Linked DNA regions of Homo sapiens: region 2 is linked to region 1. The links are chromatin loops, found by intact Hi-C in ENCODE. Cell type or tissue: endothelial cell of umbilical vein. All regions are shown on one strand.

What was found. A loop is a pair of places that touch in the nucleus more often than their neighbours do. Peaks named below come from ENCODE experiments on the same cell type or tissue, not always from the same donor. Only the 100,000 strongest peaks of a DNase experiment are listed, where the experiment ranks them.
Region 2: a loop joins it to region 1, with 15 times the contacts of the local background. A loop is called at or near these places in 2 of 110 quality-filtered maps.

What each region holds. Positions count from the first base shown.
Region 1 is chr7:17,367,203-17,375,202 of GRCh38, reverse strand. LINC02888 (long intergenic non-protein coding RNA 2888) reads right to left here and starts at 286. Exons shown (of 3, transcript NR_110015.1): 1 at 148-286. It overlaps LOC105375171 (a long non-coding RNA gene), which reads left to right and starts at 3,357. Exons shown (of 4, transcript XR_927074.3): 1 at 3,357-3,486. RefSeq lists an enhancer at 2,544-3,743. In endothelial cell of umbilical vein, no CTCF peak of the experiment used is centred here; DNase peaks (open chromatin) are centred at 2,862, 3,262 and 3,922; H3K27ac peaks cover 2,356 bases.
Region 2 is chr7:17,037,194-17,045,193 of GRCh38, reverse strand. LOC124901595 (a long non-coding RNA gene) reads left to right here. Exons shown (of 4, transcript XR_007060239.1): 1 at 1-7,949. Among named protein-coding and RNA genes, the nearest start is that of AGR3, 160 kb to the right of the region's middle. In endothelial cell of umbilical vein, no CTCF peak of the experiment used is centred here; DNase peaks (open chromatin) are centred at 2,053, 2,693, 3,713 and 4,483; H3K27ac peaks cover 3,664 bases.

The DNA of each region.
Region 1 (8,000 bases):
AGTTGTTTGGATACTAACTATAGCTGAAATAAGGTACATTCATGAAATGTTTGAAAAACTAAAAAGAACTTCATTATATGGCAGTACTTCATCATAAATTTCCAACATAACCTTGTACTAATAGCAGCTCATTTACTGAGCACTTACCTTACCAGGAACAGGGTTCACGGCTTATGTGGATGATCTCATTTTGTCCTCACAGCATCCTCCTCACAGAGGGTGGGTGCTATTATTAGCACCATTTTAAAGAGGAGGAATCTGAGTCCCAGAGGCCAAGTAGTTGGGCCAAAGTTGTAGGGCTACCAAGCAGAAAACCAGCTCCAGCATGCTAAACCACTTTCCAGCACAAGGCTGAACTTTTCCCTTCTCAAGTATTTGCAGTTCGTGCTACTGAGCCTACTCCTTGGACAGCGTCCCTCAGCTGCTTTTGCTTGCAATCGTTCTCATACCCGACTACACACATATTAGAATTACCTGGGAAGCTTTAAAAAACAAGCCTTTTGGCTCCACCCTAAGTAGCTCTGATTCAATCCATCTGGGGAGGGACTTGGTATCAGTATTTTTTTTTAAGTCACCTTAGGTTGTTGACCATTGAAGGTGAGGTAAACACCTGTTTATACTTAACGATAAATGAAGATTTGCAAAATAAGTGTCCTGTCAAATACATTGGGGGCTGGTGTGATTGCACAATGGTCCATTGTGCTGCTGCTCTTGGCTGGCCCTATTTTGGGCAGCTCTAATGAGAGTTGATACACTTATAACACCTCACTTTGTCAGCTTTGTGGCTTCAGTCACAATTCCGTGTTAACACAAAAAGTTTCGTTGACATTACATTACATTAATTTGTGGTCAGCCTTGAAAGACTCTTCTGATTATTTTTGCTATGTAACAAATCATCTCAAAACCTAGCGGCAGGTAACACCACCATTTCATCATGCTCACAGATTCTATGGGTCAGAAACTTGGACATCGCAAGGCAGGTGTGGTTTATCTGTGCTCCACAGTGTAGCAGCTCCAGCTGACTTGATTGTACTGGGCAGGAATTATCTGGAGGCTTCTTCATTTATAGATCTTGCCTGGGCTGGAATGACTTGAAGGCTGGCTGCAGCTGAGACTGTCAACTTTAACACCTTACACCTGGGCTCTCCACACGGCATGGCCTCTTCCTCATACCTTCTGAGCCTCAGGATAGTTAGGCTTTTCACCTGGCAGCTTGGGGCTCTGGGAGTGAATGTTTATTCCACCTGACATCCATGGTCTTTTCAGCTTCTTGGTTTTTTCTGTCCCTACTTTGGACAATTATTTTGCATAATTTCTGCTGAACTGTAGTGGTTAAAAACAGTCACAAATTTCCTCAAGAGGAGGAGACCAAAAGCCCCACAAGTGCTTTTTAGCCTCAAGGATAAAATCCATTATTACGTTTCCTTCAAAGTATATAATTACCATCTTAATAACTGTTTAAATATTTATTGAATAAACTGGTAGAGCCAATTCATTATATAGTTTATAATGGTTTTTATACCTGTTGGAAGATAAATACAACTGTATTTAAAGTGCACTTTGCGGTTGGGCGCGGCGGCTCACACCTGTAATCCCAGCACTTTGGGAGGCCAAGGCGGGCGGATCCCATGAGACCAGGAGTTCAAGACCAGCCTGGGAACATGGCAAAACCCCGTCTCTACTGAAAATACAAAAATGAGCCAGGCGTGTTGCCACGCACCCGTAATCCTCGCTACCTGGGAGACTGAGGCATCAGAATCGCTTGAACCCGGGAGGTGGAGGTTGCAGTGAGCCGAGATGGTGCCACTGCACTCCAGCCTGGGTGACAGAGTGAGACCCTGTCAAATAAATAAATAAATAAGTAGTGCATTTTGCAGTGCATGTACTGTTACAATCTAACTGAAGTATTTTATTGTTACCCCTGCTTAAAGCAGTATAGATGCATAACTATGTCTGTTTAACTTCATTCCATAGTGAGACAGAGACACTTGGTTTCAAACATTTTTCCTTGAATATTACTGTGCAAGTTGTGCTAAAACATAATAAAATAAATAAATAAATAAATAAATAAATAAAAAATAAACAAAGTGCCCTTTGCTTAGCAAAGAATGCATCTAATCAGGCTCATTCAGGGTGGTCAGAGCAGGTTGCTTATGGAGAAGAGATCCACGCCACACTCTGCTTTCAAACAGCTTTTCATCAATAGATAGCATTGCTTATAAATGGGGTCTGGGAAAAAATAATGGCCTCAGTCAAGCTAATCAATTTTTCTAGATAATAATCCAAAGTGAATGTTGTATAGTATTATTACTTACCAATGTCTGTGATAAGTACAGCCAAGTTTGGGGTTTTCTGGATACTTCTTTTAGTTTTCCTTTAATTTCCAGGGAGCAGGTTATAATTACAGGGCCTTTCAGTGATGTTTTAAGGATTATTTTCATCTCACTGCTGCGTTTCTTATAAAAATGGAAAGTCCCAGATTTGTATTGGCAGATTGGATTAAAATTCATCACTCGCTGCATTTTTTCCAGGTCTATTTCTTAATTACTTAAACTGATTTAGGTAATTAGTTGGCTCTGTACCAATCCTTTACTAAGTTTAGTTTGAGTTTTGTTTCAGTGTTGTCATAGGATGAATAATGGCCTCTTAAAGACAGCCAAGTCCTAATTCTCAGAACCAGTGAATATGGGTACCTTGCTTTGTAAAAGAGACTTTGCACGTGTGATTAAGTTACAGATCTTGAGGTGAGAGATTATCCTGGGTTGTTGGGTTGGGCCAATGTAATCACAAGAGTCTTTATAGGAGGGAGGCAGGAGATCAGAGTGACTCACAGCAGATAGAGGCAAGAGGTTGGGATGACATGAGAATGAGGTCAAGAGCCACAGAATGCAGATGGCCTGAGAAGCTGATGGAGGCAAGAAAAGAGATTCTTCCCACGTCCCAGAAGGAACCAGCCCTGCCAGCACCTTGACAGTAGCCCAGGGAGACTGATTTTGGATTTCTGACTTCCAGAACTATAAGAGAAAAAATTCTCATTGTTTTAAACCATTCAGTTTATGGTAATTTGTCACAGTAGCCATAGGAAACTAATACAAACATTGACGTCATTCAAGACATACAGCTGTACATTTCATTTGATTGGTTGAACTATTGGGGTTAATATTTATTCCTACACCAAGTATCTAAGTTTACTTCATTGCTGTCAAAATGCAAACTACTGTTGGCTTAGATTTTATTGATGACTTGAGAAAATGTTATATATGTTCATCTATAAGGAAACCACTAAGTTAAAATTCAGAATTAAAAATCAGATAGAGTGGCTAGTCATCTTACTAAAGGTTGTTTTGTTTAGGCAAATTTGCTGCATGAGTCATAAATATCATGGAGCCACACTAAAACATTTCAAAAGTGAGTCAACTTACAAAACTGCAATTTGCTTCCAAACTCTTCAAGGACATCTATTGCATAAAGAAATCAAGCAAGGAAGTAAGTAATGAATGTAATGAACATAATGAATACTTAAAATCCATTCAAATTCTCTTAAAAAATTTTTTTAAGCGCAAAGGGCTGTAAAATAGGCTTGGCATTATTAGCCAAACCCTTTTCCTTAGATTCTCCATTTGTGCCCAAATGTACCGAGTTATTGTAAAAATAAAATAGATAAATTATGTGGCGGTGCCTAGATTAGTATCTGGCACATGGTAGGTGTACAATAAATATCAGCTGAGTGTGAATGGAAGGGGTGTTGGCAGCTGCGTAGCAGCAGATCTTGTTCATTGGCAGGTGATGGATGCCACCTCCAGCTTAGAACTGAGAGAATGCCTTTTCCTCCCTTTCAGTAAAAAAGAGGATAGAAAAGGTCCCTTCACTCTGGCCCTGTGCCAGGGCCTCCAGTTATTAATATTAGTACAGTAAATAACTAGTGTCTGCATGACATGTTTTCAGGCTGTCACATCTTAACAATGTTAGAGAATCTGTGAACAAGAAGTGAATTTTGAAGTACTTAATATGTGTTTTACTTCAGAGTTCCCTTAACAGCAAGACAACAGATCTAAGAACAAGTGGTTATTTTAGTAGATCACTTTTGTTCAGCATTTAGGCAAATACCTGATTGATTAATTGCTCTTTCTCTCTTCTTTTTGTCAGTTAAATGTTAGTAAAACATTCTCTCTCAAAGTGATGTGGAGTGTATTGTAAGCGGACTTACTGTCATTGACTGTACACATGAGCTGTTCCAGAATTTAGCTACATGGCTGAGAAGCCATGAGTAAAGAATAGGAAACACTTTTTTTTTTTTTTTTTTTTTGAGACTAGGTATCCCTCTGTCACCCAGGCTGGAGGAGTGCAGTGGCACGATCACAACTCCACTGCAGCCTTGACCTCCTGGGCCCAAGGGATCTTTCCACCTCAGCCTCCTGAGTAACTGGGACTACAGGAGTACCCCACCACATCCAGCTAACTGTTTATTTTTTGTAGAAACAAGGTCGAGGCTGCAGTGAGCCATGATCGTGCCACTGCCTGGGTGACTGTGAGACTCTGTCTCAGTGTGTGACCCCCAAATGCAGTAAAGCTCTCTTTCCAATCTGAAACTATATAAATCAATGTTTTAAGCTAGTTGTCCTTTCCAACATAGTATAAATTATTTTTGTAGAGGAGTGATTCTCAACCAAGGGAAATTTTGTCTCCTAGGGGACATTTGACAATGTTTGGAGACATTTATGTTTGTCACAACTGGGGGTGGAGTGCTACCAGCATCTAGTGCGGTGAGTCCAGAGATGCTGCTAAACAACCTTCTGTGCACAGGACAGCCCCTGCAACAATGACCCCAAACATCAGTAGTGCCAAGGCTGCGAAACCCACGAATAAGCTCATGTAGGGAATGACATGGGTTAGGGAAGGGAGCTTGTTATGAGCGAAAGCTAGCAGTTGTGTTCCCTGTGAACATTTTGCTAGTTGCCTAGCTGCAATTTCGCAATGTCGATTATTACTTAAGAGGAAGTAAAGCATGCTCAGACTGAGTGGGAGATGCAGATGTAAACTTTCTTAACTATGATAAGGTTCCTCTGCCAAGGACACTTAGAAATATGATTTGTGCATTTACAGAAATACAAAACATTTAAATGATCCATCTTCTCAGTTTTACTTTATTTCTGAAGAAAGCACTTGCATGAAATTCTATTCTTTTGCTATTCTTAGGCATAGCAAAAGAATTCTTTGATGGGAACTCCTCACCATACCAGGAAATGTATTCACAGTGGAAAGCCCTACATACTTTCTTGTGGAGGCTCAAGTCCACCCACACTAGGCAAGGCATTGCCTATAAATGCTCAATATTCAAAAGCGTAGGCCAGTAGTTGGGTCACCACCTGGGAGCTTGTTAACAGTGCAGAATCTCAGGCCCTACCCGGACCTACAGAATCAGAGTCTGCATTGTAACAAGATTCTTCAGGGATTCCCACACATGTTCAAGATCAAGAAGTACCGGAATGATCTTCATTCCATGGTAATAAAGCCCTAATATTTGAGATTGCAAATAAAATGGATTTTATTCTTATCAAAATATGTGGGGATTTGTTTATGACGAGCAATGCTGGATTGGGAAAGTTGGTTTACCTCTTAAGCTTCAGTACTGTCATTTCTATAAAGAAGGAGCGAAGATGAGAAGATCTCTAACTTCTTTTCTCACATTGTAGGGAATATCATGTTTTTTTTTTTTCCAGTGTAAACACAATCCATACAGTCTGGGTTGTCCTGCTGAGGGTAAATGTGAAAACCAGAGGGTCTCTGGCCAGTAGATGCCAGAGGTGCACAGAGCTATGTTAATAAACAGTAACTGAATTCTTATGCAATTCCACCTCCAACCTCGAAACTGAGCCTACTGAAGGGGTGTGCCCCTTGGTTGGCACTTGGGCCAATTCTTTGCATTGGCATTCTCTGCCTCAATGTTTGGCTGAACATTGTGTATAAATTAACCCATTACTCAGAACCAGCACAGTCTGCAGAAGTGGGCTCTGCCTGGGAGTGCCAAGGGGTACTGGGCCATGCCCACTGCTCCTGGCCCCTGGCCACCTCACTCGAGTGTTGAAGTAGAGGTTGTCCAGCTACATTCTAGCAAACACTGTCTGAATATAGACAGGCTGGGTGTGGGAGGATCTTATAGGACAGCTCACAAAGATAAAATGTGATCTACAGTTCAACTTGTTTCAAAAACTACCTCTGGCAAGTGATTTCGGGAGATAGTACTTTTGCTTTTTTTGGTGCATTCAAGAGACTGCCTTAGTTTGAATGCTGTAATTATTTCCCACTGCACACATATATCAAAACCTCACATTGTACACTTTAAATATATATAATTTTTGCTTGTTAATTATACCTCAATAATTATACCTCCAAGCTGGAAAAACATACATATTTGGATATTAGACTACATGTGAGGATACAAAAATGCTTCATTATATATAACCTAATATTTTAAATAAAATATTTGGTTGCCCAAAATTTACAAACACATGCAAAATAGAAAAGAGCAAGAGACTGCAAGATCACACTTGCAAGCCAAATCACAGACTCCACCACACCTCTGTTCCTATAAAATAATGGAGGGACCTTGAAAGTTACTTTTCCTTTGAAAAAGATGGAGTAATTAAAGTAGAAAAATAAAAGTTATTTTTACTATAAACTTACTATATTTACTAAACTTACTATATTTACTTACTATAAACTTACTGAACTTATTATATTTTCCTATACTAGGGTATAGGAAAAATATGTTTACTATTGTATAGGTTGCCAGTGTAAACTGCTCTATGATCTAAAGTTGTGAATAATGCCACATTTCTTTGTTTACCAAGTCAAATTAGAACTAGGCCCAGCTGCCAACCATCAAGTGGCAGAAACTCCGGATTACTTTCTCTCTCTGGTCATTCAATAATTTGGAAGGCTTGAGCCTTGCCTCTGGCAGATGGTGAGGTTGGAGGCCTGGGGTTGGTGTCCAAACTGGTGGCTACTGCAGACCCCGTGCTGCTCCTCATGTCAGGCTCTGCTCACACTGGTTCACTGCCATTGCAGTCCCACATAAGTTCAGCTTCCTGCCTGGCCAGGGCAGCCCTCCACTGATGGATTCACTCCATGGTGAGGTTACTCCATTCCCACTGTCCCATTAGGAAGAGTTTGGACCTTAGACATAGAAAAGACTAGCCCTTCCACCTCCTAGAAGGAGAATGTTTCTCTTCCATACCTGGCTAAAGAGCCACAGGGTTCACTCCTCCTGCCCCTCCATGAAGGGCACCCACAGAAGAGACACATACAGGTTAAGTTTCCAGCCGGTCAGCCTGCTTTACTGAGTATGTTAACTTTATAACACTTTCTTATATCTAATTAGAGATAGAACTGATATTTGAGTCAACCAAGGAACTTAAAAAATGCAGATGGATCTCTGCTGGAGCAAAGCTGTGTTTTTTAAAGCTCTGTGTGTGTTTCCAGTGATCTGCTGGCTTGGGAATCACTGGAGAAAAGAAAAGCACATACTTAGGAGTCAAATAGCCCAGGATTGTGATTCAGCTCTGCCACTCACTGTTCCTGTGAACTTGGGCAAAAAATCACCTCTCTGAAACTGTAATTATTATTATTTAATTTGTAAAATATGTTTAAAAAAAGAATCTCAGTCTTTCTTCTATCACAACGGTAAAAATTATAAAGCAGTCATTACTACTTGATGAATTTTTAAGCACTGTATTGGGAATTTGCTTTGTTACAATCTAAACTGTTTGGAGAGCAATTGGCAGTTATTTTTAGATATTTTAAATGTACGTATCCTTTGTTGCTGATATGTCAATACTAAGAATTTAATGAACCAAAATGTCTCCAAAAGTGCACAAAGATGCACATACAAAGATAATTATTTCTGCATTGTCAAATAGTAAAAAAAGTAAACAGCCTAAATTCTCATTAATAGGGAATAGATTAGATAATTTGTGTTGCAGGAATACATTAAATCACTA
Region 2 (8,000 bases), 330 kb after region 1:
TGCCTTTAGTTGATTTTAAAATCTATGTAGCTAAAGGTCATGTGGCTAAGCAATATATAACTGAACTTGCACTAGCTTCCTCACAGATAACATCTCTGACATATAGGTCACCATGGTGATGGTTACTGAAGTTGTTTTTCAGGAACTTAGAGTCAGCTCTAGTCCAGTTCAAGCCATTTGCGACCACTGACCCTGCTTGAGTGTTCGATAGGTACACTTTTGATGTTCTACCTACAGATCATGCTAACACCACCACCATGTGAACATGCATCCTATGAAGAGCCATGAAGCTTGGCTATGCTTGCATAGTTCACTGATAACCTCACTCTTCTTTACTGCCAATGACTTTTCCTCATACTTCAGACTACCTCACTCCTCTGTCTCATAAATATCCTTAAAATCCCATCTTTAGGGAAGCAGATTTGAGACCTGTTCTCCCACCTCCTTGCTTGACTGCCTCATGAATAAACTCTTTCTCCGCTGTAAAACTTACCATCTCAGGGATTGGCATTCCATACGACAGGCAGAATGGACATGGTTTGGCATCACAGTCTGTGTCTCAGAGGCCTTTTTATCTAAGGACAGCAGGGGGGGTAACTTGACATGTGTCCATTCTTATCCTACTGATTGTCCCCACTAAAAACTAAAACAGCTGCTTGCTCTGCCCTTCTGTTCTACCTTCATTAACTCTTTGCAGGGATAAAACTGGAGAGGCTCACTGGGGATAGGTGCCCAGGTTTAAATGCTTTCTAATTTTCATTGTCCACCTTTTGCTGTTTCTGTGGGTGCCTGGTTACTTCCAGCAGCAAATTAAGATATATAATCAATGGAAAAAAGACTTTTGGTTTTCTTTTAAAAATTAATTTCTGAAACAGCATTGCTAGTTTCCTCAGTTTTAATGTGCTCTAAAATTGTCAGTGTTAAGTGGAAAGGAAATAGAGACAAGCCCTTCTCAGTAGAAGGAGTACTGAATGTTTTTCTTCACATAATTAACTATTACTTCTCAATAACAGACTTTTAGGTTTAGAAGCAAAGTATCTGACACACAATAGGACGTTAATACATGTGTGAAGACTGAATGGAAAGAGGGAAAGAGAGAAGGGAAGAAAAGGAAAAAAGAGGGGAGGAAAAAAGGACAGATGACAAACAGAAAAGAGGGCAGAAAACAAGGTCTCTCACCACATAATTAACTCATCACCAACAACTCGAAAACCCATCCAAGAGACAGCAAGCTCTGCTCCATCATGAAATAAGAATGCTATGGCTACTTATCGATGCGCTGTGCCTCAGATGGAGCTAAAATCTGTGTCTATATAATTTCCACTCACTGGTTCTATTCTGCCCTCTCCAGAAACAGAGCTTTAGTTTCCATGTCAGAGTATATTCATTTTAGGCAAGTGCTTTCTGACTAGTGTAAGGATCAATTCCTTAGTATGAATCTGGTGTTTAAGTCGCAGTATTGTTTGTGCATTTTACAAACACAGACAATAATGTATACACAAGTTGCTAAATTAGGTTCAAAGAATGAAAATGGGTCATAGGAAAGCTCCCCACCTCCTCAGAACTCTCTGTCACATTCAGAAATCAAGAAAGAAGGAAAGAAGGAAGGAAGGAAGGAAGGAAGGAAGGAAGGAAGGAAGGAAGGAAGGAAGGAAGGAAGGAAGGAAAGAAAGAAAGAAAGAAAAAGAAAGAAAGAAAGAAAGAGAAAGAGAAAGAAAGATGTTAGCATCTGCAAAGATCCAAAAAAGAAAGCAAATAAAAATAACTCGACTTTGGTTAAGGGGCTGATAAAGTTAAGATACTTCACTGAAACATGTATGTCCATGTTTAGATCTTAATCACTGCTCTCCAAACCTCTCATGACTGCAGAATTAGGTCAGAGATTTCCATCATGCAGTCTTCAGTATGCACTCCAATTGTCCGTGCAGGATTAAAAAAAAAATGTATTTGGAGAAACTAGTCCAGGAAGAGATATGAGTGTAACAGACACTAAGGCATTTGTTTTAACAACAACAACAACAAAAAGCAGACATTGTGAAACTATGCTTCATTTATGCACAGACTGCTAAGAGTAAATCACACTGAAAGTGAGCAATATACTGTGATAACCAGAGCTTTACTGCTTTGTCATGGTGAGATATTAAAACAGAGTTGCTATAATACATTTTGACAAATCAGCTAAGGCTGTAGCTAATTTGAAGGTACCATATACTTTTCTAATTTAGATAATCAAAGTGGACCCAAAAAATAATAAACTGAGTTTTAAAATCTCTTACCTATAATATTTAGAATTTATACAATTATTTTATTATTTTTTCCAGATTTGCTAAATATGCATTCCTTTTAGGAAGTACTCTCCATGCACGTGAATTTTCATTGTAAATAAACTTTGTAGGGCAACATATTTTCTTGATGTAAATTGACTGTGGGAAAAGTAAATAATGTGTGCCTACCACCTCAATCAGAAAAAACAAAATCATAACCAATGATTTTTATATAGACAAACTTCAAGCCATCAAAAGAAACCATTATGTGTCTGCTGCTAAATTCAAGGTTTACAAGGAAGCAAAATTTTGCCTCTTCTCACTTTTAATGTCTTAGGAAAACAGCTCTCTACAAGTTTGGGTGGAGATAGCTGTCTTCCACTCATTTTTTCCAAAGGATATGCAAAACCTGAATATTATGAAAAATAACAGATTAACACATGATACTCTAACTTTAAAGATGCTATCATATATTTGAATTTACAGAGAGTCATCAGAAAGGAATTTCCTCTTTCTCCCAATATACACCTACTTCTTTTTCTATTAATCTGTACTTTTGACAACTACCTGTCTGTATGCAATACATAAACACACACACGGTCATCCACAACAGTTGTAAACACACATGCATATATAGTCATGCAATTGAAGTTTTTTTCTCAGCGATCCATACACAAAGTAAAGTAGTAAATACACTGTAAACATAATCATTCTTCTCTTTTTCATGATTGTAACTGGCTCTAACTTTCCAAATTCCATATTTAAAAATTGTTAAATATAAGTAGAATAAACCCAGAATATGATCCTCATTTCAAAGTGGAGGGCTTAATAGGATGACCCAATGTATTTATTACAGTCACTATTGCTTGAGAAATGTACTTTTAAAATAAAATCCATGGCAAGAAAAATGGTAGATCTTTGTGTTATAGTTAATTATAGAAATTATTTTTCCAGCACAACTGTTCACATTCACCAATTTAATCTGCTTTGAGATGCCCTTGAGAAATTCAGATTGATTCAGTCTCATAAAATTTTAGGGTAATATATCATTGGTTGTTCTGTTTTGATTTTGCTCAGTTGGCATGCAGTAAAGCATTGATTTCAACTTACTTGTGAATAAAATTAAAAAGTCGGTTAGGCATCACTTTGTTTTGATTTGAACTATGCTGCTACCTGGTTTTAATTGTTCAACTACCTTTCTGTTCAGTAGTGATGTGTGTATTTGTGGCTCCTGTCCATTCAGTAGATCCCTCTGAAGGACCCTCTTTTATTGACAGCACATTTTGCTCTATGAAACATACTCTATTTCTGTGCCAAAAGATCTATTTGAAACAGAGCCAGTGTCTCATTCCAGGAAGAGGAAAGGATATCAAGAGTTTCCATGGCAATCAGTTGACGGAACTAAATTAAGCAGGAAACCTCTTCAGAATGCAAAGTAGTCTTGCAAAACAAAGTGGTTTGAAATATTCAGGAAGTGTGTCACAGCACAACGAAAGAAATGGAGATATGAATACCTCCATAATGTAAACTCCCTAACTGTAAAATAAACAATTAAATGCTAGCTTTTGTCCTACAAAAATAAACCCTCAAACAACTGTCATTTCTAATCAAATCTTTTGTTCCAGTTAGTTTTGGTTTTTTTTAGTTCTTATCTCTTATGATCAACATCATGTAAGAATATAACTACAATTGTTTATGTAGGTAGGAAAAATAACTTTTTTATGTTACTGCTGTTAAATTTATTTTGTATGAAATTGTGCAAATTTCATAGCTAGTTCTTTAACAGTGAAATCAGAAGGAATGACCAAAATTTATTTTAGTGAAAAAAAAAATGAAGAAACAGATTCCTTAGTTTAGAGAAAGGAATTGCTTTTAAAAATGGGATTCTTCATGGTAATTTGGATTATTGATAGTTTTAAAAATATCATTCTACTTCCTGGAGTGGAATTAGAAGGAATGAGTCTTGAAATTCCAGGAAATAGAAGAATTAGAATGAACCAGAGGTTTCTTATCTTCTGGTCAATTGCCAAATCGTTATAATAGTTTGCTTGGAAATACGGCTTCAACCTGTATCAGTAACTATTACCAGAAGTCCTTCAGACCACCTAAATGCTTTCCAAATGCTTTCCTCTTCTCTTTAAGGAAAGAGTTCTTGGAGCAAACGTTTCTAAAGCACACGGATTCACAATAAAAAATATTTAAACAATTCCTAAAACCTATTAACCACTCGTTATCCCAGCTTTTTAAGTTAAATCACTGTATTTGTTTGAAGTAAAATTATAGGGTCTCCTTTGAAGATGAACACATAAGAATATACATCTTAGAAGAGGAAGGTCTTATGAATTTTAATCTCAAATATTCTGGCCTCAATTTCAACGTGAACTTTAAAGTGTGATCTAAATGCTTACTGTGTGTAATATAAACATTAAGAGGCACATTTTGATGTCACCTGCGTGATAAAACTTTCCTGGCTTCATTGTGCTAAACTTTTCTCAAATTTTCTGGACCAGAAACATAGTCCAAACATAGCACATCATCATATCACACAGACAAACACACACACACACACTCACACACTACCATACACACAGCAAGAACACAGTACAGCACCAGCATACAGTAAGTGCCATAGGTGTGCCCACCTTGGAATGTTGTTGAAAATTAGATTCTCCTGGTCAATAGCCATCAAGTCCTATAACTGCCACATCTTTCCAAGATATTTTCCCCAATTCCATTACACTCCCCAAAATACTAGTCTCACTAGAGACAAAACATGACAAGAACTCTTTACACAATCTCTTAAAATCTACTTTATTTCACATTGCATGCCTGTTATCAAAACATCTCAGGTACCCCATAAATATATATACCTACTATGTGCCCAAAAATTTTTTTAAAAAATCTATTTTAACTTGGATAAGTTAAGTATATTTCTGTATATTAGGTAGAAAAAATCAGGTGGTTTTCTTAGTTTGGGTTAGCAGACTCTGAGACAATAATCCAAATGCAAATGGTTTATCTAGGCAGTGATCCCAGGAAGAACAGTGAAAGAATAAGGAAGTAAAACAAAGAAGGAAGGAAGTGAATATAGCTAATATTTATATTGTTAATCAGCAAATTACCACTATGGGAATGTAGGCTCAGTCTCACTGAGATTCTCTAAGAAGCTGTACAGAACATTCTTCAGTACTGTACCAGCAATGGCAAGAAAGCTGGAGTGTTTATCCACCAGATCTCATCCCTCACTGGTGAGGGTCACTCCTAAGATTCTGATTTTCCCAGATTCCTGGTCTGCACTTCTTGGACCTACCACATTTCCATGGTCAGAGAATGCTCTCCAACAGAGACGCAGGAAGCTTTATTTATTCTTAAAAGTTGAGCGGCTCAGGCTCATAAATACTAATGATCCAAGTATTTTCTGGTGTTAGCTAGCCATAGTGTGATATCTAGGAATGTCTAGCCAAGCTGACCAAGCCTCCCTCTAGCAATACTCCATTATGAGTACCATTTTTTACCTGGTTGCTAGGGACAACCAAATTTTGCCTATAATGATGAATAGAGGTCCTCCTGACCCAAATATCTGAGTGTATTTGAAAGGAGTTCTTTAATTTAGAGTCATATATAAAGGCAACAAAAAGCAGGAGTTGCAATATAGATTGAGAGCTGGATAATTTTTCTTGTATTTTTTATGTAGATACAAATATGTATACAAAAAATTAAGATTAGTGGAGTCATGATATTAACTTTTAAACTCTTCACAGAGAAGTAGAGAAACTGGTTTGACTGAGAGAATTCTCTCACTCTGGTTGTTTCTGATGTTTCTTGGTTCTTGCTTTCTAATTCTGTCTTCTCCTAAACTGGTACGTTCTATGATGTTTATGTTCCCTCATGGGACCACATCAGAATGATCACTTCCTTGATGCAAGGCTCTTAATTATGACTCCAGAGAAATCCAGAAAAATCTGTTCCCATCGGTTACTGCTGAAAAAAAGTACAAGATCTTGCTCAGCAGCATTCCTAAAGAGATTGCTTTCTTTTGCTCACATTTTTTCAAAATGCCTGCTGTCTGTTTTACCTTAAAAATAGTAATTCTTAATTCATATAGCATTGCAATTCACAACTCTGTTTTTCCAAAATACCCCAAGATGTATCAGTGAGAAAAATTATTTCCCATTTTGGCATTCTCTGGGAAAGGGAAATTTCTAACATTTTACTTCCATGTGCAAAAGTCTTCAAATTCTGGCATATTTCCCATGAATCTTTAATCTGATCTACCTAACAATGCCCTTTGAGTTGATTGCCCTTTGAGTTGAGGTTTTATGGTTTCACAACTTCAATCTCACTGATATATAGGTTAGGCTAGCATCAAAGAAAATAGGTTAAAGAAATAGTTTCACTTATTTTGGCCCACCTAAAACCAGGACTTGAACTTTACCAAAAACTAAATATCTAAGCATAGCACGTTAGAAAGCAGCATATAGTACAAGAACAGTAGGGAGGGCACAAAGCTCAGGTCTGTGGCTTAATAGTGACTGACCACAGGCACACTGGTAACTTCTCTTAACCGTCCTGCCTCATCTGACAAGCAGGGTAAATGTCATCTATGTTACAAAGTGGGTGGTGGTTCTAAATTAGAGAGCCTAGACAAAGTGTCCCCGACTGCTGCATATTATAGGCTCTCAGAAAACATTAACTGCCTTTCTCTTTCCTCCAAAGTTTCAGTTGAGAAAAGTATAAGCTCAAGGAATAGAAGATAAATGTTCAGTAGAATAGGAATGGAATCTAATGCTTTTTCATGCTGTGGTAAATCACTGAAAATGTGTCTTCATGTCACATTCTGTTTGGAGAGCAGTGTCTATTTCCCTTTCTAAATATCATTCATCAGTGCATCCTTTCTTGTATCCAAATAAATGAATCTTAAATCTCTCTTTAAATAGTTATAAGGCATGTGACTGACACAAACCATAAATCTAGATAAAGATTTGAAGGATATACTAACCAGGCTTGAGATTACTAGAAGAGAGAATAAAGAAAATTGCAAATGAACTGCTCTGAAATAAAATGACTACCATGCATTGCAATTAGAAAATCTAGGGGAAAACGACAAGTTGAGCTTCGTCTTCTTACCAGAAACTGTGTTGCTCTCTTTCCATGTTTCCACTACCACTTTTGCCACATGTGGTGAGAAACATGAAATAGCACATGTTAGAAAAGTGAATACTGTCAGGTGGAAAGCGTGCCTCACTCTTTTCTGGGAATTACATTCCGGGGTTTGAATGGCTGATTACCTTTATGCATGAACAATTCAATCAACTCATCTCTGTACTGCTTAGCCCAGCTGGGTCTTGGCAATAATTCAATTTGGGAAGGTTCTTCCAGAAAACCATGCTAATATGTTTAGTTTTTAGAAGAAAAAATAATACACTGTAGAGAATTGATTTGGGGGTTGGCAATGTAGTTGTAGGGAAAGGGATTCAAGTGAGGACTATCATTTTTTTTCCCTCATGTCAGGCAAAGGATTGGAGAGATTAAGGAACTTGATTCAAGTCACGAAGCTACTAAGAGGCAAAACCATGGTTTTAGTGAGACCCGTCTGGTTTCAAGAAGAGTAGTTTAAGTGTATTCAGAGCCCATTATGTACCAGTCACTATGTTCAGAAGTTTATATCTAGACCCCTCACAACAGGTATGTATGGTAAGTATTGTTATAATCAAAAAAGCTGCCTTTTATAATCAA